2 separate regions of the Mus musculus genome follow, and region 2 is linked to region 1. A link is a loop called in an ENCODE intact Hi-C map of the cell type or tissue named here. Cell type or tissue: gastrocnemius. All regions are shown on one strand. Each heading gives the region's core, and the rest is flanking DNA. Links, peaks and the distances in the headings are about the cores only.

Evidence for each region. A loop is a pair of places that touch in the nucleus more often than their neighbours do. Peaks named below come from ENCODE experiments on the same cell type or tissue, not always from the same donor. Only the 100,000 strongest peaks of a DNase experiment are listed, where the experiment ranks them.
Region 2: it touches region 1 in a loop (1.9-fold over the local background); 6 of 42 quality-filtered maps call a loop at or near these places.

What each region holds. Positions count from the first base shown.
Region 1 is chr13:53,059,862-53,071,935 of GRCm38, reverse strand. No RefSeq gene overlaps it. Among named protein-coding and RNA genes, the nearest start is that of Gm33519, 47 kb to the right of the region's middle. In gastrocnemius, for the core only: no CTCF peak of the experiment used is centred there; DNase peaks (open chromatin) are centred at 3,819, 4,654 and 7,078; H3K4me3 peaks cover 899 bases; H3K27ac peaks cover 2,011 bases.
Region 2 is chr13:53,002,271-53,014,344 of GRCm38, reverse strand. All of the region lies in intron 1 of Gm33424 (a long non-coding RNA gene), which reads right to left. It overlaps Gm33519 (a long non-coding RNA gene), which reads left to right. Exons shown (of 2, transcript XR_382384.3): 2 at 5,921-6,255. Among named protein-coding and RNA genes, the nearest start is that of Gm33519, 10 kb to the left of the region's middle. In gastrocnemius, for the core only: a CTCF peak has its summit at 6,460; DNase peaks (open chromatin) are centred at 5,425 and 6,382; H3K27ac peaks cover 1,965 bases.

The DNA.
Region 1 (12,074 bases), core at 2,665-10,664:
ATGTGTTAATAAAATGTGAGAGGTTTGGCTTTGTTCAGATTTGGGTTTCCTTCATCTGCCGTGTTAAGAATCAAACTCAGAGCCTCCCACAATCTAGCACATGCTGGACCACAGATATGTTCCTGAAAGGGTCGAGTGGGCTGTGGACTCCAAGCAGAACACGATTGAAGTTTTCCCTTCCCCCCGAGACTCCATAGCTCTGCCACCAGAGGCAGGTGACAAGGGTCACCTTCTGCTTGAAGCCTTGCAAAACATGTCTGGATGCTTACTTGGTGTGCTTAGTCACCCTTCACTGCCTCAACACCGGGCTAGACTCTTCCCTTACTTGAATCCCAGAGGTTTGTAGACATTAGAATGAAGCAACCCAGTCCTCTTTAACTGTGGGTCTGGTCTGGGACACAGCACAGTAATGAAGTGTTTGGCTAGAGTGTGCCCAGCCCTGGGCTTGACCCACAAGAACCATTTACTTGGATGATGCTTTCCTCTCCCCCCCCCCCCTTTAAATTTTCAATCTTTACCTAATTTTTATTTTGTGCAGTGCGTGGTGGTGAGTCTTGATAGGATTGAGACGCGCTTAGGCCGTGCCTCTGTGCTGGTGGATTCAGATAAGGGAAGACACACCCTGCAAATCAGTGGTTCCTTCCCTCAGGCTGGCGACATGGGTGACAGTAACGGAGAACAGGAGAAGCCACTGGTGCTGGTGTGCTCGCTCGCTGCCTCTAGGCTGTACCACTCTCCTCCTGTGCTGGGTTGGGAACTCTGAAGCCTTGGGGCTAACCCTTCCCCTGAAGAGAGTATTCCGCTCAGGCATTTTGTCCCAGTGATGAGAAAAATCTAATGCAAAAAAGGTTCTTGCATGGCTTAGGGACATGGCTTAGCAGTTAAGAAGGCCTGCTATTTTTCCAAAGGACCCTGGGTCGCTTCTCAGTACCGTCACTGGATGGTTCACAAGTGCCTGTGTGACTCTAGGGCCTCTGGCACCCTTTTCTGGCCTTTATGAGCACACAGACCTCCAACCGTGACATAGATTCAGAGACAAACACGTATACATTCAAGTAAAACTAAGAACACTAACAAAATGGTGGAGTGGCCTTTTGAAGTCACAGTTAAAGTGCCAATTAAGAAGCAGTGGTTGGTGGGGCTGAGGCAGGGTCCCCCAGAAGGTGGGATATGCTTTGAATCAGGGTCCAGAAGGTACTATGTTCTCTGAATAAAGTGTATGGTATGATTTCTCCCATAGCCAGGATCCACGGATTCGGGAATCAAGAGATGTGGGTGGGAATGGTTCCACTCACTATCCCCCCTAGTGACCCAAAAGGGAAATTCTATCAAGCTAGATGCTTCAGGACGGTGGGGGACATGTTAAGAGTAGTGGATTCCATGAGCATGGGACCGTTGTCCATTTCTTGGCTGAAAGTGAGTCCTTTGGTCAAGAGCACTGCTGTGTGGAACACGCGATGGTGGATAAAACATTTTCTATGTACACGGATGGTGGTTTAGGAGGAAGCATTGTGCACGGAAAAGGCTAATCCATAAACAGGATACACCTTTTTCTAGCAACTACAAGCTTACCAGAGCCATCCACCTCATGCATAGATCATTTCCCAAGTGGCTCAGACCTTGCTCTGGGAGGTTGACATAAACACTTAGGGATGCTTGCACCTGTAGAAGACCTGCTTTTAGAAGCCTGGTGGGCGGCTGACACTGAAGATGGTTCTGAACCCTCTACAGACTAACCCCACTGTACACATCCACTGTACACACCGTGAGGAAGTGCCGGGAAATACCAGACAGGGCTGACAGGGCTGGGGATGGATGCAGTGCTGTGTGAACAGGCAATGTCTGGTTGGATGGAGGGTGCGTTCAGCCTCCGTGTCGTAGTTGACTGGGAAAAAGACTCCTAAAGAACCCGTGCCCAAGAGTCACTAAGTACAGAGCAGCGATGTGCTAGCTGTCACCAAGAGTCACTATGTGCAGAGCAGCGATGTTCTAGCTGTTCCTAGAAGATTTTGCATAGAATCTGGTCTTTCCTAGGATGCACTGTAATGTGGGGTGCCTTTGGGAGCTGTTTATGTAATTTTTTCAGTGCTGGGGCTCACCCCCAGGGCCTTGGGCACGCTAGGTAAGCTCTCTACTACTGAGCTACACCCTGAGCCCCAAGAGCTGACTTCAGATGTGTTCATCTGTTTCTTGTATGAAATTGTTCTTTGTTAGCAGGGAAACCCTTTTGTTGAGCTTTAATAACAGAATTCACATCTTTCATCACTCTTCAGCCTCGCTTCCAGAGAGTTCTGAGGGCCATGATGCCAAGGGAGAGTGATGAGCCAAGACAGGTTCCTGCAGAGTGCGGAGCCGGGCTGGGCGTGTACAAAGTGGAGAACTCGGTCTGTCGTGCGGAGCTGGCCTTGTGGAGATGCAGGGGGCAGGCTGCCGACAGTCTGTGGGAGGGTCTACTCGGTCTCTCTGACAGAAGCTACCCACATCAAAGCTCTCTGTGGAGCTCTGTGCTGGCTCGAGTCTCCGCTCCACATTCTGCAGAGACTTGCTCAAACAGCGCCTGTCCAGCACAGGCACCATTAAAAGCCTACGTGCAGAAGACACGCAGGGAGCCTGTCCGAATTGGCTCTGGGAAACAGCCAGGTGTGTTTCATTCCAAAGAAATATCGGGAGTGGGAAGGACGTCATCTAGAAGAAAGCCACTGGACCGCCTGTCAGTGTTGGCTAGCAACACTGCTCTGTTTGTTCTGGGAGTTGCTTCAGAGAAACGCGGAGGATGAGACAAGATGACACAGTATCTCCCGAAGCAGCACCTCGCATGCAGCTCCAAACCCAGGAGGGTAACCTTGACTATAAGAAGCCCCTGTTGAGATCGCTCGCTGTGATTCTGCCCATCAGAGACAAGTCCTTCACAATGAAACCACATCTGTCTCTTGATGAAGCGTGGCAGCTAGCAGTTCCTCAGCCTTCCTGTGTCCCAGGAATGGGCTAAGGTACTCTGCAGGTATGAACCCTTGACATCTGCTATATGAGGTGCAGGTTGGAGCACTGGCCTTACTTTACAGATGGGACAGTATCCTGTGCCGATAGGCCGAGAAATGGGTGGAGTGGGGCTCTGTTTCGAGGACTGCTCCCAGTCCTGAGGCTTCTGGCACTTTCCAGGCTACAATACAGAACTGACCTCTGACCCCTGAAGCTCTTCTTAACACCACAGCAAGAGTTGGGCCCTCAGTGTGGAGGCTGCAGGGAACAGTTAATCCCATCACCCTGGGAGCCCTGACTCCGCTGCTGACATGGCGGCTGTGCGACCTTTGCTCGCTGGCCTCCAACAACAAAAGACATTAAAGTAGCATTACTCCCCATGGGCTGCTCTCAGGAATAATTATGGCAATGCATGTCACAGGGAGTGAACACAAATGGAGCTGCTGTCCAGTTCTGGGTCTCTCGAAAGTGACCCTGTCCTAAAGGCAATTTCATCTCAGGCATAAAACGATACTCGAAGCCCCGATCCTTTACCATTCACTAATTTTAAGACATAAAGACCGGAAGACTCTCACATTGCCACTATAATTGTGTCAACACCCTGCACGGTGGCACTGCGAGAGACAGTGGGAACTTAGTTCTGGCTTCCTTAGTTTGAACTTTGCTCTAAAGAACTCACATGTTTTGATTTAGTTTTTTTTTTTTTTTTTTTTTTTTTGGCAGGCCATGCAGGCCTGCTTAGAACAAGGTGACAATAAGGTCAGAGTGGAAGCAGCTCACAACGCCTCCCTCTTCCAGGCAGCTGCCCTTGGGCCGTCATCCAAGTTGGCAGCAAGAAACTTAACCCGGCCAAGTAAGAAAGTCAGGTGTGTGAGCACGCTCGACAAAGCCCGGCCGTCATGGCCCAGTCTTCAGCAAATGTTCCGAAGACTCATGGCCTCCTGACCCAATCTATGTGGTGAACTCGGCAGAGCCGAGCCCAGAGGCAAGGCCACCACCCTCTCCTGCCTCCAGCCAAATTCAGAGGTAGCTGCCATCCTTGAGTTATTTTGTCTAATTTCATTTTGAGCGTGCCTGCGGGAGGGTGTGTGGCATGTGGATGGCCTGCGTATGTGAGTTCAAGAGCACACATATCTCAGCACGTATATGGGACTCAAGAGGGCCATTTTTAGGAGGTTTTGAGGTGGGATCTCTCTTGTTTCTTTGTTGCTCTCTACACTGAGCTAGCTGGCCCACAAGCTTCTAGATAACATTCCTTTCTCTACCTTCTTCAACCTTTGTCACGGGAATGGTGGAATTACAGATGTGGTCTGCTGCATCTGCCTTTTTTTCTTTTTTTAATATGGGTTCAGGAGATCAAACTCAGGCCATAAGACTTCCATAGTAAGCACTTTTACCCAGTGAGCTATCTTCCTGGCTCCCTCATCTTTCTTGAGGATGCTCGCTCAAGCAGTAACCATGTGGCATTTGACAATGCCCCAGATGGTGTGGTCCTTTTTTGCTGAGACAGGTTTTGTAGAATCTGTAAGGGAAAGGTATGGATAGGCAAGAGTCAGAACACCAGATCAGCAAGAGAGAGCTCTGAAGACTGGGAAATCATGAGCAAGGGGTGGGAACAGATGCTGGGGTCTGAGCCCAAGGTCATCATTTAGAGATGACAGTTGGAAGCAGCCGGAGCTGAGAAATGGGAAAGAGGTAGTGAGCCTGGCAGTCTGGCTGGAAGCTTGAGATCTTAGAGTGACGTAGAGGGAGTTGGCAAGGGTTAAGATGGGGATCCTACACCAGTAGACATGATAAAATGGTGACTGTTTCATTATAGAAACAAGGTTAGCAGGGATGTCAGCTAAAGATTACATGGAGAGCAGAATGAGGCTCACAAGGACCCAAGAGCTGATGGTGGGACCCAGTAGGACCTATGTGCAGTCCTCTGGGATTTGTGCTCTGTAGGACCAAGTCCAGAACTTCCTAGAAGGTACGCTTGCACCTAATTTGTGTAGCATTGGCAATAAGAGAAGCCAGTGTTTGGAGTCGGAGAGCCTCCTCCACTGTCAGGAGACCCAGGAGACCCAGGAGAGAAACCCAGATTTCCCCTGCACCTGATGCTCCTTGGGGTCAGGCATATGAGGCAGCTGCTGAAAAAGCACCCCAACAGTGGGGTGCTTACTGTCTGGCATGGAACTACCCAGAGGAGTACCATGGAACCCAAGAGAGTAGAGGCAAGCGACACACAGAATAATTAAGAGCTTAAGTGATGACTTCAATTTCTTATTAAGATGAGATCATTCCCCAAATAAAGTTACATCTCTTTGGCACCTGTCAATCATAACACATGCTGAGGTTGGTATGTTTTTGCCTCTCCCACCAATGCTCATGTGGAAATCTGTCATGGCAGGACTAAGAGGTGGGGCAGGTTCAGAGAAATGAATGCCTGTCCCTTGGAATTAGATCAGTTGTTTTGGTTGTGAGTAGTTGGCCTCGCAGTACTCATTACTGATTGTGTACACAAACGCACACACATGCATGCACACATGTGCACACACATGCATGCACACATGGGCACACAAATGTCCACACACGCACACATGTGCTCACACACACACACACACACACACACACTTTTCACATTTGTTCTTTGCCTTTCTGATTTGATTTGTCACTTGTCACCCTCATTACATACAAGAACTATGAGCCAAATAAAGTTTTCTTCTTTGTCAGTTTCCTGTCTGTGCTCAAGGACACAGTCTTTAACCTGTGTGCTGGCTCGTTTTATGTCAACCTGACACCGGCTAGACTCATTTTGAAAGAGAGAACCTCGGGAAAATGCCCCCACCAGACTGGCCAAAGGCTGAGTCTGTAGTAAATTTTCTGGATGGTAGATGTGAATGCAGGCCCTGCTCACTGTGAGCAATGCCACCCCTGGGTTGGTGGTCCTGGGCTCTATAAGAAAGCAAGCTGAGCAAACCGTGGAAAGCAAGCCAGTAGGCAGCACCCCTCCATGGCCTCTGCATCAGCTCCTGCCTCCAGGCTCCTGCCTTAAGCTTCTGCCCTGACTTCCTTCCGGATGATGGACAACAGGAAATAAGGCCTTTCTTCTTCATGGTGCTTTTGGTCGTGGCGTTTTATCACAGTACTAGAAACATAACCAACTAAGACAACCTCTAAAGGAGGAGCAGAGTTCTGCCCCCTGCTGTGGTTTTGGTCTTCTCTGACAGCTTGGGTTGTGTGACACGCTTCTTCCAGTCCAACTTACAGTGGTTCTCACCCTTCCTCCCGCTGTGACCCTTTAATACAGCTCCTCAGGTCTGGATGTCCTTCCTCCAACCATACAATTCTTTTCACTGCTACTTCATAACTGTAATTTTGTTACTGTTACGACTGTCACATAATGGTCACGACCTTCTTGAGAACCTCTACTCTAAGTTGAAACACTTTTCTCCGGAGGGAGAGGAGGCTCGACAGGCTGGTGAGGGGAACAAAAGGTCACTGTCTGGAAGAAGAGAAACCCGAAAGATTCTTGAGGTTCTCTCCCCAGCCACATAACGAGAGTAAACACTCTTGGAGACTCTGACTCCACTAACTGTGGAAAGACAGGTTCTGGCTGGGGAGTTGCCTGCACGCTGCCTGTGTAGAGAGCTTCCTGTGGCTGCGGTTTGAGAGTTGGCGCCACGTTGGCGTGGACTTTCTGGGGAAGCAGCAGCTTTTGTGTTATTCCTTCTCCTTGTAGGTAACCTCTCACCCACAGGGCTTTTAATAACCATACCCCGCCACCCCTCCCCACAAATCCTCATTGGTTTCCTATATTGGACATTGGTATAATCACTCTTTGATCGGCTACAGGCTCCATTTCTGGGATGAGTGACACGTGTGTGTTCCATCTCCCCAGGAAACATTGTCACCTAGCAACTTCATAGGGATGCACACTGGGGAAAAAGCCTCTGGGCATGTCTACATGAACCTTCCAGATTGGGTTGCTCGCTATATGAAGACTTAGTGTGGCTCATGGGGGTTCTGAGTCCCTTTGGCACTTTCTGCCTGGTGAACCCTAGTCATAAGTGGGAGGCTTGCCAGGATGCCATTGGAGTCAGTCCTGGATGCCTGCTGAGGACTTTGGCTCCTAATGAGAAGTGGTTTCTGCCAACTGAGCATCACTGGGAAGTGATGAGCCCTCTGGGAGTGAGGAGCTCACCAGTGGATCCTGGGGACCCCCATTCATTACCTGATGCCCTGGGACCACCATTACCTAATGCCAAGGGGCCAGAGGGGTGACTCTAGGCCAAAGGGTCTCTGGCAAGTCCTAGGGCAGCACGCAAGTGTTGAAACTTGCCCTTAAGACTTGGCACCTACTTGTGTCAATCAAGTCAGGAGGAGGATGGGTGTGGATTTCCAGACTTGTTGCCAAGAAACGTTTGCATCTGCCCCTCATCCTGCTGCTGCTGCTGCAGACAGCTCAGCTGTGCCCCGGCCTGCACAGGTCCTGATGGATGGCTCTCATGCTAAAGGATCTCTTCTCTTCTCTTCTCTTCTCTTCTCTTCTCTTCTCTTCTCTTCTCTTCTCTTCTCTTCTCTTCTCTTCTCTTCTCTCTCTCTCTCTCTCTCTCTCTCTCTCTCTCTCTCTCTCTCTGTGTGTGTATTTGTGAATATGCATCTGTGCATGAAGGAGTATATATATATACACACACACACACACACACAGATATGTGTGTGTGTGTGTGTGTAGTAGGTTGGTCTGGTGATACTATATATTCAAATGCTAGATTTAAATTTTGTACCTTGGGGCTGGTAAGATGGCTCAGCGAGTAAGAGCACTGTCAGGATTGTGTCGGTATGTGGAACAGGAGTCCAGGCTACCCTCTCCACTTTCCCTTCAGGTATGCTGCCTTGTGTCAAGAATGAGGCAAGGATGATGCTTCTGGAAACCAACCGAGGCAGATGCTGGAGGTGGAAGAACTAATTGAGGCATTGGATGGGGGCAGGGGACAGAAAATGTGCCACTTGAGGAAGTGTCCCCTGAGCAACCGCTGGGCCTCAGACCTTTTTCTTTCTGTCTTACTCCAGAAAGCACGTTAGAGGGTTGGGCAGACACCAATATCTGACTGCCTGCTGGTCACTGATCACAGACCCAGCAGGAATCACAGAGAGGGGAGCTGGTGACAAAGGATGGCTGGAAGTACACCACACAGAAAAGGGACAATGTGAACGCTCTCAGTTATGTTCCTATCTTACAAACTAGACCTTGCTGCAAGAAATCTCACAAGATGGGGACAGTATATAATGATGAAATGGTGAAAATAGCAGAAAACAGCAATTGCAACATAAATGAACCTAAAATAGGCTCTCAAAATACACGATGTAAGAACTGGGCCTTCATCTTCTTGTCCATGGTCTATGCTGCTGACGAAGACCATGTCTAAGTCCATGGTCCCACTGCACCTGGGAGCCATGCTGTATCAGTGGCTCACATTATCTCTAAAAGCCACACCACACAACCCATGGTCTGTGTGCCACCTGAAGCCATGTGGTCCTTGGCCTGTGCTGTCACTGAGGGTTATAATGGTGCCTGTGGCCTGTGCTATCACTGAGGGCTGTGTTTATGTCCGTGGTCTGTACTGCCACCAGAGACCATGCTGAGGTCTGTGGCGCATGCTGACACTGGAGACCACGTGGATGTCTGCGGTCTGTGATGTCACCAGAAACCATTTGGAAGCCTGTGACCCGGGCTCCTGATGACAAGGAAGGAAAAGGAAGCTTCTTTTGCTGTGCTGTCGATGACTGCAGACTCACGGTTGAGAAAGAGGGACAAAGAAGTCTTCCATAACAACCCCTACCTCCTCCACCCCTGCCCCACAGTAACAGCCTAGACAGAAAGCCATTGAAGAGAACTCTTTAAAATTGTGATAGTGATGCTGAAGCATAGCTCTCCACAATTGATGGCTTCTGGAAGGGTTTTGGGTGGGAAGGACTCAGTTTTCTTTAAGGGGCTAGCCACTGGGAGTTTGGCCATGCTCCAGTGATTATATAGGCAACACAAATTGGGCTGATTCTTCTTCTTCTTCTCCCTCCTCCTCCTCCTCTTCCTCCTCCTCCTCCTCCTCTTCTTCCTCTTCTTCCTCCTCTCCCTCCTCCTCCTTCTCTTCTTCTTCTTCAGAAGGAAGTCACAGATTGGGGGGGGGCACAAACCTAGAAGGACTGGGAAGTGAGTGTGATTGGGGGGCATGGTATGAAATTCTCAAATAATCAATAAAAATACTATGTTGAAAAGAAAGAAGAAAGGAATGGAAGGAATGGAAGGAAGGAAGGAAGGAAGGAAGGAAGGAAGGAAGGGAGGGAGGGAGGGAGGGAGGACTGGGGATTTTGAGATGGCTCAACTGGTAAAGGCACTTGCTGACAAATGTGGTGACCTGTGTTCAATCCCTGGCACCCACATGGAGGGAAGGAAGAACAGACAAAGTTGCCCTCTGACCTCCTTATGTATGGAGAATCATCAAGCACATGAGCACAGAAGCCGGGAGAGGACATCAGCTGCCCGAAAGCCAGCATAGACGGCTGTGAGCTGTGTGACATGGGCAGTGGAGAGCAAACACAAGCTCTTTGAGCACTCTTAGCTGCTGAACCAACTCTCCAGCCCCCAAAGGAAAATATTATTCAAATAAAAAAGAAGGAAGGAAGGAGGGAGGGAGGGAGAGAGGAAGGGATGGGAGGAAGAGAGAGAGGAAGGAAGGAGAGATGGAGAGAAGGAGGAAGGGAGAGAAGGGGAGGAGGGAGGGATGGGAGGATGGAAGGAATCATTTAGCTTCCTTATCAAGAAGGAAGAAAAATCCAAACATGATGGCATGTGTGTACTTATAATTCTAGCACCCAGAGACAGAGGCAGGAGAAAAGTAAGTTCCAGGTGAGCCTGGCTACAGCGGGGAACCCTGAGTCAAAACCCATGTGAGTGAGCCAACAAACAAAGCTGGGAAAAAGAGAAAGAATCAGGACAATGGTACATGGAAAGAAATAGCAATGAAGATAGAAGCAAGAGTCCAGGACAAGAGAACAAACAGCTGCCTGGTATAAGCCTGCAACAATGTGGCAAGAAACATGTTTATTGGGAAGAGCAACAGAAGAAAGCCTAGTGGGTCATTGATTTAGAAATCCAGAGAGAAGACACTAATTCCAAAATCAATGGCTACAAAGTACAGTACTTCCAGATCTCCATTGTTGAAAGAATTATTAGCCCCAGGAAGCCATCTGAGTTCACGCTAGTACTTGGATTGCAAGCATGGCACAGCACCTAGGAAGCCATCTGTGGGTCCCCCCTCCCAGCACTGGCTTTGCAAACGTGTGCTACTGCACCTGGCATTTCCTGGGGATGCTAAGGCCTCAGACTCAACTCCTCATGCTTGCAAGCAAGCTTGTCACTGACCAAGCCTCTGTCCAGCCTCTCTAAGTAACTTTTAAAGGAATAAAGTAGATCTACATCAAACTTCCATCACATACACGTCAAGTCTCAGGATGGGCTCCATCCTGCTAACTTGAGGATAAACGGAACAAACTGCTTCCCATCTGGATCTACCATGCTAAAGAAAACCAGTCATCATTGCCACCAGCCTTGAGCTGAGCATTTCTTCACAGCAGAATCAACCTTCTGAAAGGGAGTACTCCCCTGTCAACACCTAATCCCATTTTCAGAGAGGCAGCCTCTGTGTGAGTAGCTCTCAGCTCTGTCCCCACCCCTGCCCCCTGCTCCAGCCCCATGCTGAATGTTTGACACTGGTGTTGCTTTTTGTAAACTCTTCTATAATTGAATTGGTTTTGCTCTTAATCACTCCTAGTAATAAAACAGCCAAGTACAGTTCCATACATCTTTCCTGACTCTCCCTGCCTGGGGTAATCACATGGCTTCCCAGTCCCTCCCTCACCTGCCTTTTCCTCTGCTCTCTTAGGCAATGCTGTGAAATTGCTACTAAACAGTCAACTGCTGGTGTTGGAGTCCGCCAAAGACCCTCACTCACAAAGACCATAGAGACTCACAAAGACCACAGAGACCCACATCGCTGCAAACCACAAGAGGTTTTTATTGATCCAACACATTGGGGACCCCCCTCAGCATGCAGGCAAGAGGAGAGACCCTGAACAAACAAAGAACACATTTTTTTATACCTTGTAAGGGGCAGATTTAGGCAACAAGGCTAGCTGGCTTATTCTCATTGGTGTAGCTAGTAACCCTTTCAGGCATTGGTTGGTTTGCATAGGGTGACTACCTTTGGCCTAGTGACTCACTCTGCCTGCCCTTATGGTGGGTTATTATGATTGGTCAGCAAAGCAGCAGTACATTTTGAATTTATGGGTCAGCTATTAACATCACAGCTATTAACATCACGGGAATTCTAACAACAAGGTCAGGGCAGTTTGTTGTTTTTTTCAGAATTCAGTGTGGGGCAGGGTAGGGGAATTTTTCTGGGAACTGCTAATCTTGTTTTGGCAGCTGCAGGCTTAGTCTGGTCATTTTGACCATGAGTTTGGAAAGTCCCTTCAGAAGGGAGAGGGGCTGGGTGGTCTTGAATTTATTTTGGATTCTACACTGGATGCTCAAAAGCAGGGATTACATTGTTTTTATTTGTTACCTTTCCTAGTATAAATGTTCATGCCACAGTATCACAGGATTCCCAGCTGAGAAGAGATACACCTTACCATAGCAACACAGCACTTCCACTACAGAAACAGGATGACCATAAGTGGTGTTAAGACTACAACAGTGAACTGGAGTACATTCGTTAAAAATGATGTGTAGTGGTGGTGCATGCCTTTAATCCCAGCACTTGGGAGCCAGAGGCAGAGGCAAGCAGATTTCTGAGTTCAAGGCCAGGCTGGTCTATAGAATGAGTTCCAGGACTGCCAGAGCTACACAGAGAAACCCTGTCTCAGAAAGAAGAAAAAGAAGAAGAAGAAGAAGAAGAAGAAGAAGAAGAAGAAGGAGGAGGAGGAGGAAGAGGAGGAGGAGGAGGAGGAGGAGGAGGAGGAGGAGAAGGAGAAGGAGAAGGAGAAGGAGAAGGAGAAGGAGAAGGAGAAGGGAGGAGGAGAAGGGAGGAGGAGAAGGGAGGAGGAGAAGGGAG
Region 2 (12,074 bases), core at 2,025-10,024, 57 kb after region 1:
ATGCTAGGAAAGCAAGTCTCTCGTCAGGGTGGACAAGTACCACCTGTAAGCAAATAGCCCGAGATGGCTGCAGAGATGATAGCTGCTTTCTGCTAGGAGTTGGCTCCCAACAAAAGGCTGTGGAAGACAAGCCCATAGCTAAGGCCCTGCTCAATGATAGAAAGTTGCAAGCATTCCTTCCAACATGGAAGACAAATCTGTCCACTCAACATGTCTATTCCTGGCACTGAAAGTCCTAACTAGACTAATCATACCAAGGAAAGAAAAAGAAAGAGAAAAAGAGAAAGAAAAAGAGAAAGGAAAAGGAAAAGAAAAAAAAAGAAAAAGAAAAAAAGAAAGGAAAGGAAGGGGGGCATTAAATACCATTTTTCTAAATGGTATTAAACTTTATCTGTGTGCAGGTGGCCATATATGAGTTTAGGGTAAACGGAGCTGTATTTCAGGCTGTGAATTTTATTTTTTATTTTATTTAGTATGCATACAGTGTTCTGCCTACATGTATGCCACAGACCAGAAGAAGGCACCAGATCTCATTATAAATTAATATGAGCCACCGTGTAGTTGCTGGGTATTGAACTCAGGATCACTGGAAAAGTGGCCAGTGCTCTTAATCTCTGAGCCATCTCTCCAGCCCAAGACTGTGAATTTTAAAATCATTACAACTAGGCTCCAGTCTCTATTCATCAAAATAGCAACTATATAATCAATACACCCTTGCCAATAAGAAGTGTTTGCTTATTCTTGTATTGTAAAAATCCCTGCTTTAGAATTTGATGGACACTTGGAAAGCCTTTTTGCAGCTTGTTGGCTGTGGAAGTGATTTCCCCGCAGAGAGCCATCAAGGTGCTCGAAGGAGTGGTTATTGGGGGAGAAGTTAGATGAATACGGTAGGTGAGGCAAATTTTCTCCATGTCCATGTGAGAAATTTCTTTTATAAGCTCAGATCTACTGCTGCATTGGGGCTCACGCACTGCCTCAGATTCTCAGAATTCCTCTCTCGAGTCTTGGACAGCAGCAGCTTTCTCAGTCTCCCTTGACATCTTGGGATGAAACATGGCCTTACTAGAGTGTGATGTGGAATTATTAGTTCATATAGTCATCACAGAAGACCGCCTGGAATAATTTACACCATTTGCACTCTCCAGTGGGGGGCCTCCCCAGCTCTCTCCCAGGATCTGGGCTCACAGCCCTGTCTGTTGGGTCACCTCAGCTTGCCAGCCCCCAACTCCCGTGATGAATAATCACAACCCAGCACTAGGGTCAGGGAGTGTTGTCTGGTCTTGCCCCGCCCCCAACCTGCCCCACCTCACCCCTCCACCTGTGTCCCTGAATCTCACCCTCTTCTATCCTCTCCCCTTCTGATCACACTCTTCTGTATTTGGGAAAAGGAGTATACCATCCCAAGCTGAATGGAAAGCTTGAAGCACGGACATCTGGTTTATCATTGGAGATAAACTCTGTTAGGAATCATTTGTCTCATTTGCATAAAGTAAGTAACTAAATGTCTTTCCTCAAATGCATACACCATTGTAATTCACTTACCCATTTGTTCCTCACTGGTGGCACATCCAGTTACCATTTTCTTTTGCCCATCCTCATACTGGCATGTGGCTGATTAAGGACTATTTTATTGCCAGACTGGTTTGACTTGCCAGCCACCCAAGTAATGACACAAAGATCTTTTATTAATTATAAAAGCTTGGCCTCAGCTGGCTTCTTCTAGCTTGTATAACTTAAATCAACTGGTTTATACTAATCTATGATCTGCCACGTGGTTATTTTTCTTCAGTACCAGCACCTGTTTCTTCCTCCATTTCCGACACAGCTTCACACAGTATACAAAAAGATTATCCCACACTGTCTGGTTCCACAGGTCAAGTTGCTAGCTCTATCAGCACCATTCCGTTTTCAAAAAGCAATAGCTAGCTGTATGAAATAGCAATCACCTCAGCCTGTGATTGGCTACACGTCCCAAAGTCCTCTTAAGAATGACTTGGTCAAGTAGAGCAAATTGCTCTTCTGTGACCAAAACACCAGATCTACCAAGTGCGGGTCAGACCTGGCAAGTGTCAGACGGAACAAGTTCCCGGTAGAACCACTTGACCTCTGTTGAACCTGTCTGTGGCTTTGGATTTCATTGTTGCCAGAAAGCCAATGGAGACCCTGGCATTTCTCACAGACAAGATGAAGGGGGGCAGGGCAAAGAAGAAAAGAGATCTTTGAGTGTAGCCTGTTCCTCAGGAAACTTCAAAAGTCTCACAGGGCAATTTTGCTTAAATCTGATTAGATAGAGCTACAGTAGAGGACCTCTTTAAAGAGAGAGACAATTTGAAAGGTTGGGGATGTCACCGCTGTGAAAGCATCAGGAGTGTTAACAGTTAGGCATGCTGGGTGATGAGGGAGGTGCAGTCATGTCTGAAAAGAAATACAATCTTTCTTTTAAATAGGGTGCGCGTGCTTGCTTAGCATGCCCCCAGGGAAGTTACCCGAGCCCTTCATTGGTAGCCTTTAGATATCACATTAAGTCCGAGAACAGAGTGACTTGGTTTTCTATTCATTAAGATTTCCCCCTTAACTCATTAGCGATGTTTGCCAGGTTTGTCCGAGCAGCTCTGTTTTCAACAATACAGTCAGGAGTTGTTGAACAACGGGGCTGTGTTCTGAGACAGCATCTTCTCTGTCCCAGCTTCACACTGTGCCTTCACAGCACAGAGCTGGGGCCGGCACTGGATGTCGTCTCTCCATGCGGTCAAGGCATGCAGAGCCTCGAAGTGTTTACAGCTGCTGCCTGCTGCTGAGGCCCCTGTTTACAGTGACCGCTGCCTTTAGGAGGAAGACGGTAAAATAAAGACTTGAAAGGAGGGTAAAGCAGCAGCCAGGAGCTGGGAACGTGGCTCAGTTGGTAGAAAGCGTGCTTAGCATGCATGAAGCCCTGAGGTCCCATCCCCAACTCTGTCCAAACCAGGCATGCTGTATGTACCTGTAACCCCAGCACTCGGAAGGTGAAGACAGGAGGATCAGGAGTTCAGTGTCCACTTTGGCTACATAGCAAGTTTGAGACTAGCCTGGGCTGCATGAACCTAAAAAAAAAAAAATACAAACAAACAACAAAAGAGACAAATAAACTATAGTTTCCTGTCAACGTTCTGTCCACAACTGTATGCTTGTGCTCCTGACTGGAGGCACAGTTCGGGATTTTGGACTAGCACCAACTTATACATACATACATACATACATACATACAAACATACATACACTGACACACACAAACATACACACATATACTGACACACATACATACACACATATAGTAACACACATACACACATACACTGATACACACATATACTGACACACACACATACATACAGACATACATACATGACATGCACACATACACTGACATGCACACACACATACATTGACACACAGACATGCACACATACAACAGACACACATGCACATGCACACACAAGAGAGGGAATTTGATACTGCCTTTACTTTGGCTGTGACAACTGCACAGTCATCTCACAAGCCCACTGTGATACATGTTCCCTCAGTAGCCACAATGCTGCCATTGCTTTTATCACACTGTGCTTTTTTTTTTTTTTTCTGCCTTCCTGTCCGGCTTCCTATATGCCTTCTTAGATGACACACTGTTCCAGTTCTGATGTGAACCATGCCTCTCATTTCTGCTCAATACCTTTATGGGGGCCACTGGGGAGATGGCTCAGTAGGTAAGTGCATTTACTACACAAACATGTGGACCTGAGTTCAAATCCCTCCAAGCAACAGTAAAAAGCCAAGCATGGCTGCACACTCTTGTAGCTCTAGTGCTATAGAAGTGAAATACCAGGGTCACTGGGGGTCTCGCTGACCAGTCTCGTGCCAGGTTCAGAGAAACCCTGTCTCAAGAAAGTAAGAGAGAGAGTGGCAGAGCAGGACACCCAATGCCCTCATTTGACCTACGTGCAAATATGGGTGCACACACTTGCATGGACATATGCATGTGTGAACGTGTGCACACACAGTTTTATTGGAAACCATAGGCTTAATCAATTTCCTGGTGTTATTCACTGACTCACAGTCTTCTGTTTATTATAAGTGTCAAATTGTAGCAAATTGAAAATAACATACCCATACCCGTTTTGACTCTTAATAGTGTGCTGCATGAACTACACAGAAGGCAGAAAGCCCTCTCCTTTTTTGTCTAAGGTTATTTCATGGACAACTTTAGCAGTTTCTAGCTACACTCGCCAAGAGTAAGACTGACTTACCAATTTCTATATCTAATGCTCTTTTCCCATTTGACTTCAGGTTTCTGCTGTTGTCATAGAGTCAGGTGTGTGTTCCGTTCTTCGCAGTTAGGATGTGGGGTGAAAATGTACCATCCCTGAAAGCTCTGCCCCAACCACCTGGATAATGAGGTGGCACCTTTCATCTACTTTGTGGGCGCTTTGCAAGGGCTGTTTTGAATCATTTTAATGGAACAATTGGTTACTCTGTGTCTTCTTGAGTTGTTTTGGCAAACCGGGACGTCTTAGACACTTGACAACCTTATTTCCGGGTTTTTTTTTTGTTTTTTTTTTTTTTTTTTTTTTTTTTTTGGTTTGCTGGAAGAAAGCCAAGAATTTCCTTCTCCCGTTCCTTTTCATCTCAGCCTCTGAATCACACCTCTGGTGCTTTTTTTTCAACACTCTCTGTTGGGTGCAGTATCTTTCTTTTTTCCTCCTTCTTTTCCTCAATCAAGCTATCAAACCTGTCTATTTCTACAGCCCATTCAAGGAGTTACTATAGCGTTTGAATGATGGTTCCCCCTAAGATTGTTCCATGCTTTGATCTCAGGAATTGGGGAACGTCACCATCTTTATAGAAAGTCTTTGTAGACAGTTCTAGTTTGCTTCTCTATTGAGAGGAGAAAACACTGGCCAAAGCCAACTTATGGATGGGAACTCCCAGATCATAATCCATCCCTTAAGAGAGGTCAGGGTAGGTTTTTGAGCTCAAGGCAGGGCTCTGAAGGCAGGAGCTAGAGCAGAGGCCATGGAGGGGTACTGCTTACTAACCAGCTCCTTGTGGCTTGCTCAGTCTGCTTTCATATAAAACCCAAGGCCACCAGTCCAGGGATGGCACCACCCACAGTGGGCTGGGCCCTCTCTCCTCCATAGCTAATCAAGAGAATGCCCCACAGACACGGAGTCAAGTCCTCAAATGAGATTTCCTCTTCCCAGATGCATCCAGCTTGTGTCAAGCTGACAAAAACCAGCCTGCACATGACGGTGTTAGATAATGACTGTCGGTCACGTTAAACCCACAAGCATCCCAACATGAGGCGAACAGAAGGATTGGCATGGAAAGGGAAAACTTAAGCCAAAGGACTTGGTGACAAGGGAGGTGACCTCAGGGCTGTGGCCAGCAGCCAAGAAGGCTACAAGCACTCGGGGCAAGAAGAACCAGACATTCTCCAGGGAGGCCGTGGCCCTGCTGGCACCAGCAGATAGAAATCAGACAGGCAGTGTAGAACAACCACTCTTAGAGATTCTTGTCCTTGGCTTCTCCACAGCCAGAGCCTTGGAGTGGTAGGAAGGGCTCTGGCTGCTGCTCTTTGGACTTCCTGTTATTTTTGGATAAAGATTATAACACTTGGACCAACACCATACCCAGAAGGTATACTATGAGAGAGTTCACCTCAACACACCTTGCAGGGGTCAGGGGAGGACAACTGGACCCACCCTCTCCATGATTCATGCCAGTTCCTGTTAATTCCTATACTAAAAAACACTCTCAGATTGACATCTCTGTGTTTTTTGGGGACCTGTCCTGCTACACAGGGTCTCTGCCTTTCTCTCTCCTAAGTTCCCACCTGTGAATCTGTAAGAAAACTGGTCTAAACTCATTGTCCGCAAATTTCCCTCCTCAGAATCAAAAGACAAGAACCCAGAGGCTCCTGACATAAAGCCCACCTGAGGTCAAAGGGAAAGCCCTGATGGACTCAAACACACCCCACTTTCCCCAAATCACCGCAGCTGCCTGGATTTTAAGCCTGAACCTCAGAACTGTCGAGACAAGTTTCTAGAATCTGGCTCACCAAACTTGGGAGGATTCCTGGCAAAGCCTCCGGGTTTCTTCGGGATTTCAGGTGTTCTTAACTTTGCCCAATTGCATCGCCAGACAGGATTTTATCATCTCTGCCTTTTACTTTATACACTCTTGAGTTTGTTTATCTTTTGTAAAATTGTAAAAGGTCAAACTTCAGATCATTTTTTCCAGAGGCTTGTATTTCTGTTTATCAGCATGGTAAAGTCTGAGCCTGGAAACCTGACAAGGTGCCAGGTTGGCAAGGAGAAGACACCAGTACCTCTCCCTTCCATTTGCCAAATTACTGAAACAGCATCCCTGAGAATCTGGAGCCTCCCGGGAGCCTCCTGCTGGGGGAAGGGAAAGACTGAAGTCCTTGCCAGCCAGAGGGAGAATGCATCTCTCAGAAAGATTCCCTATGACTCTGACAGCCGTCACACTACCATCCAGAAGAGCCTAGAGCCAAGATAATGGTGTGTGATGTGCAGGACCACATTATAACAGGACTTTTAGCTGTGTTTACTTCTTGCCTTCTATTTATAGCCAAACCTTGTTAGGACCTTAAAGATGGAGTTAGAAGAATGAGGTCACTGGCCCACACTGATTTAACCAGCGTTCTCTGCTTCTCACTACCCTGTGTGTTTAATTGGCCTATTGAGGATGGTGGTCCAGCCTAGGTGCCTAGAGCTGTCAGGGTTCTGGCTCTGATCCCAGCAACAAGAGAAATGTATGTTCTCTGCCCAGAAGAAACTGTAACACCTATTGACCCTCACAGTCCCTAGGTAGATCTTCCACAAGCTAAAGCTGACTGTGAGAGTTGTCAGGACCAAAATGGAGTCTCTTGTGTCAACCTACAGTCAAAATTCAGTTAATCAGTAAAAACAGGAAGTGGGGAAATAGGAAAGCTTTTGTATGCATGCCCCAGACTTTTAGAACCATGTCTCAGCAAGGGCCATTGACCCATATTTGGACAGCACATGTGCAAGAATGTCTATGCAGTTGTCTGTCTGATGGTCTAACTGCACTTGTTATTGTTCTGGGAGTTCTGATAGACTAGGATTAATATTTCAAAGTAAGTTACATAGTCTTTCTGTCTTTAATTCTTTTCACCTTACTTGAGCTGCAGCAATGGCTTAGTGGGTAAGAGCACTTGCTCTACAAACAGGAGGACCCAAGTTCAACCCCCACCCCAGCACTCATGTTTTAAAAAAATTGCCCCTGGTCCCACCAGCCTGGGGAAGCCAGAAGAAAGACACCTAAATTCCAGTGTGGGTGCCTGTCTTAGTTAGGGTTTTACTGCTGTGAACAGACACCATGACCAAGGCAACTCTTTCAAGGACAACATTTAATTGGGGCTGGCTTACAGGTTCAGAGGTTCAGTCCAGTATCATCAATGCAGGAACATGGCAGCATTCAGGCAGGCATGGTGCAGGAGGAGCTGAGAGTTCTACATCTTCATCTGAAGGCTGTTAGCAGAATATTGGCTTCCAGGCAGCTAGGATGAGGGTCTTAAAGCCCACATCCACAGTGACACACCTACTCCATCAAGGCCACACCTTCTAATAGTGACACTCCCTAGGCCAAGCATATATAAACCATCACAGTGCCACAACGATGGGCAAATGTGTTGTAGAGACATAGGAAAGAAGGGGGGTGGGGAGGCAAGAGCTTCACACGCTGTAAAGAAAGGTGGAGACTTGATGGCAGTGAGAAACAGGCAAATAAGGTGCAAGCACCTAAGGCCATGGTGAGATCTTGGCCCAAGATGCCTCCAGGCCCAGGTCTGGATCTGTGGTCCTGCTGCAGCTAGGATCTGTGTCAGTGTCTGTAGCCTGAGTTAGCACCAATGGCCACGCAATGTGCATGGTCTGGACTGCCACCAGAGAGAGACCATGTAGATACCTGCGGGCCATGCTACCACAAGGGGACATGCTGATCTGAGTGGTCTGTGCTGCCATCTGAGGCCATGGGAACACCTGGGCCCATATCTGCTACCCGGAGCCAGGTCTGGGTCACTGATCATATTGGGTCAGTGTTGATGTCCCAGGCCCTTTACCACCAAAGGGCCTGCAGATATCCTTGCTCTGAAATGCTGCCTGAGGCACTGCTGGGCTGATCTTGCTCCTTACCGGCCACCACACTCAAGAGAGCTGGTCCTGCCCCTTGTCGGTGGTGGGGTGGTATGATCAAGGGAGAAATGCCTTTTCCCCCCACTTAACCTTCACCACCTGTGGCAGGTAGGTGAGCCAGCCCCAAAGTCATGAGCACAGGAGAGCTGTCCCCGACTCTCGCCAGCTGTGGCACTTGAGAAAGCAGGCCCTGTACCTTGCCTGGGCAGCACAGTAAAGCTGCCCCTTGTGGTGTAAGGTTAGGTGAGCTAGCCTAGAAGGCCCAAGAGCAGGAGAGCTAGCCCTGCTCCTTGCTGACATCATGAATGGAGAGAGAGTCTACCCTTTACTTACTTACCTGCTGTTTAATCTTGGTAAGCGATACTGTTACCCGTACATAAAATGACCTTTTATGGCATCAGATGATAAGTGAATTCTTCAGGATTCATTTTAACATTTTAAAACTTCCTGGGCAAAATAAGAGACCAGGAAAATGTTTCTATTGTCATTGTGTATATGAAATGTTGTGTCTTGGGCTTTAAAATTCTATCCTCTGTTCTTTACAAAGTTGCCATTTGTTGGGCTGAGGGTATAGTTTGGCGACTGAGCCCTTGCCCAGATGTACACAAGTGCAAGACCTTGGTTTTTTCCCTTTCAGTGCAGAGTGTGGGGGCATTGGGAATGAGGGGGTGGTTGATAGGTGAACTGGGGAGAGAGGATGGGACAGGACACACACACTCCCCATGGAAAGTCCTGGCTGTCTTGGATATCGTTATGTTGACTAGGCTACTCTCATATTAAAACTGATGCCACGCGTGCGTCTAGAGATTAACACTGGGTATCTGCCTCAGTTGCTCTCTGCCTTGTCTTCTGAGAAAAGGTCTCTCCCTGAACGTGGAGTTCACCCATTCAGATGTTCTGTTTCTGCCCACTCGCTACCCCTGGGCTGCAGCTACAGGTGTGTGCCACCATGACTGCTTACATGAATGCAGGGTATTCATTCTTGTACTGTCACCTCCGCCTGGACCACCAGCCTGCCTAGTGTTGATTTTTAGGAGAAGAACTTCAGGATATGTGACACCATGGAAATTCCTGAGTGTCAGGATCCAAGGAAACCCCAATTCCCCCAACTTAAAAATGCAGCCCAAATATCCAGAAATGGGCCCAACCTGGCCTCTAGGAAGATTTCTGGAAGTTAGATAAAAACCAGCACTCTTAGGAACTTTGGGAACCCAGTTCCCCTCTACCAAAATGAGTCATTTACTTTAACTCTAGCAAAGGGACTATCACAACCTCTGGTGCCTATTAAAGTATCAATACTGATGGCCTCCAAGCTCCCTCAGTATCACAGCTACTCTGTTGCACAAAGTCTATGCTAGCATCCTAGTCCTTCCCAGCTCCCTTTCCTACCCTAGACTTCCCGCAGCTCACAGGCTACCCTCCCCTCAGCTACTCATTTTCCTCCTCTCTCACAAAGAGCCTTGGTCAGGTCCAGTCTGCTGGCCATGTTCAGTCTACTTCTTTCTCTTTCTGCTCTGGACTCTTCCAGATACCTCTAGAACAAAATGAAGGAGTGCAAAGGAAATAATTACATAAGGTTCTCTCTCTCTCTCTCTCACACACACACACACACACACACACACATACACACACATAGACTCACATACACTAATGAAATAACAAGAATAATACTTTTTAAAAGAATGGGTTTTTTGATCCAAGAATATGCTTCCTACAAGAAACTTATAGTAGATTCTTTTAAATGTGGTGTGTGTGTGTGTGTGTGTGTGTGTGTGTGTGTGTCCACCTGTGGAAGCCAGAGGTTGATATTGGGAACATCACTTTTCATTATGGCAGAGCTTCTTACTTGAGACCAGAGCTTGTCTATTTGGCAAGTCTAGTTTGCCAGCTTGCTGTAGGAACCTCACCTACTTCTTCCAAGCACGGGAATTACAGAGAGACTGCCACACCCACCCAGCCTTTATATGGGTACTAGAGATCCAAAGCGTGGTCTTCAATGCTGCCCAGTAAGCACACTAGCCACTGTGCCATCTCCCCAGCCCAGGAAACCTACATTAGCTTTGAGGAAGCAGCCTGGGGGTGGGGAGTCAAAGATAAAAGATTTTCCCCCATGCAAATGGTACCAAGGAAAGGTCAGAAACCTTCAAGTCAAAACTGTCAGAGACAAAAATGCCATTAGTTAATGATACACTCGTCAAGTCTTCAAGAGAATTATAAATACACACACACCCAGTATTGGAGGACGCAAATGCATAAGGCAAACAGTAACGAGTCTAAAGGAACATGGCCATGGGAAATAGGAGGCTTCTCAGGGGAGAGGTCATTTCGGCAGAAGATTAATAAGGAAATGTCTGCTTTTCTTATTTGAAATATCTGTTTTCTTTCTACTTATGCGCATGTGTAGTTCCCTGGAGCTGGGGTTTCAGGCTAGAATGTGAGTCCAGCCCTGTAGGGCAAACACTCTTAAACTCTAAGGCATCTCTGCAGCCCCCAAATCATTTATTACTTAAAAAAAAATGTGTATGTGTGCATGCATACACATGCTGTGGTTCGTGTGCAGGGAATGGAAGACAACTTGTAGGAGTCAGTTTCACATGGACCTCAAGGTCTGAACTGAAGCCATGAGCCTTGGCAACTAGTGCTTTCACCTTCTGAGTCACCTTGCAGGCCCTTTGAATTGCACTTTAAATCAAACGGCCCTAATTGACATGCTCAGAACACTCTGTGCAGTAGCAGCAGCAGCAGCAGTAGAGAACACACTCTTTCCAAACACACGGAATATTCTCCAATGTTTTAAAGGCACAAAACATGTTTTATTTAAACAAATCTTTTAGGGAGTGAAACACTCACATTCTGCTTTAGTTGTTCACTGCTGACATACCAGGCTAGCTGCTTGTGAGTGCCCAGTAGTTTAAGTAGCAAGAGAAAAGACTTCTTCATTGTATCAGTCATTTAGAGAGAGAGAGAGAGAGAGAGAGAGAGAGAGAGAGAGAGCTGGTATTAAAATCAGTGAGGAAAACCTAAAAGATTTTCCAGCAAGATCCAGTCCAAGATGAAGACAGGAAGTCCTAGATGGAGGAATCCACTCAACAAAATGGAAAAACCAGTAAAGAAACCAAGATTAAAGCATTTAAATCACAAAAGAAGAATTAAGAGCATCTCTACTTGCTTACGATATGGCCTTGTGTGTGGCCACTCCTCCAAAGAGTCCACCAGGGACAAGGCCCTCTTAACAACTAGGGGATGAATTCAAAACTAAGGGAACAAATCAACGCATGAAAGCCAGTGTCACTTTTTATAAACTGTGTGCAGCCTTTGTTTGTAATTTAGTGTGTGTGTGTGTGTGTGTGTGTGTGTGTGTGTGTGTGTGAGAGAGAGAGAGAGAGAGAGAGAGAGAGAGACTTAAATGCTTGTTTGCTTGTTTTCTGGTTTATGCTTTTTCTGTTGGATGATTGGTTATTAGAAAGTCCAAAGACATCCTTTTCTGAAACAGTGATCTATTGTCTTGTTATATTGCCCAGGCTAGCCTTAGGTTCCTGGGTTCAAGCAATGTTCCTGCTTCTGAGAGAGCTGAGGCCCCAGACATGTGCCACAATGCCTGAGTCCCAGTAACACTGTGAACAAAAATAGAACGAAACCAAGGAAATCCCTATGGTATCACAACAGACACAGACTGGCAAAGCAGTTCTGAGGAAGAGAAACTAGTGGGAAGAATCACCCTTTGTCGTAGTTAGGGTTTTACTGCTGTGAACAGACACCATGACCAAGGCAAGTCTTATAAAAACAACATTGAATTGGGGCTAGCTTACAGGTTCAGAGGTTCAGTCCATTGTCATCAAGGTGGGAGCATGGCAGCATCCAGGCTGT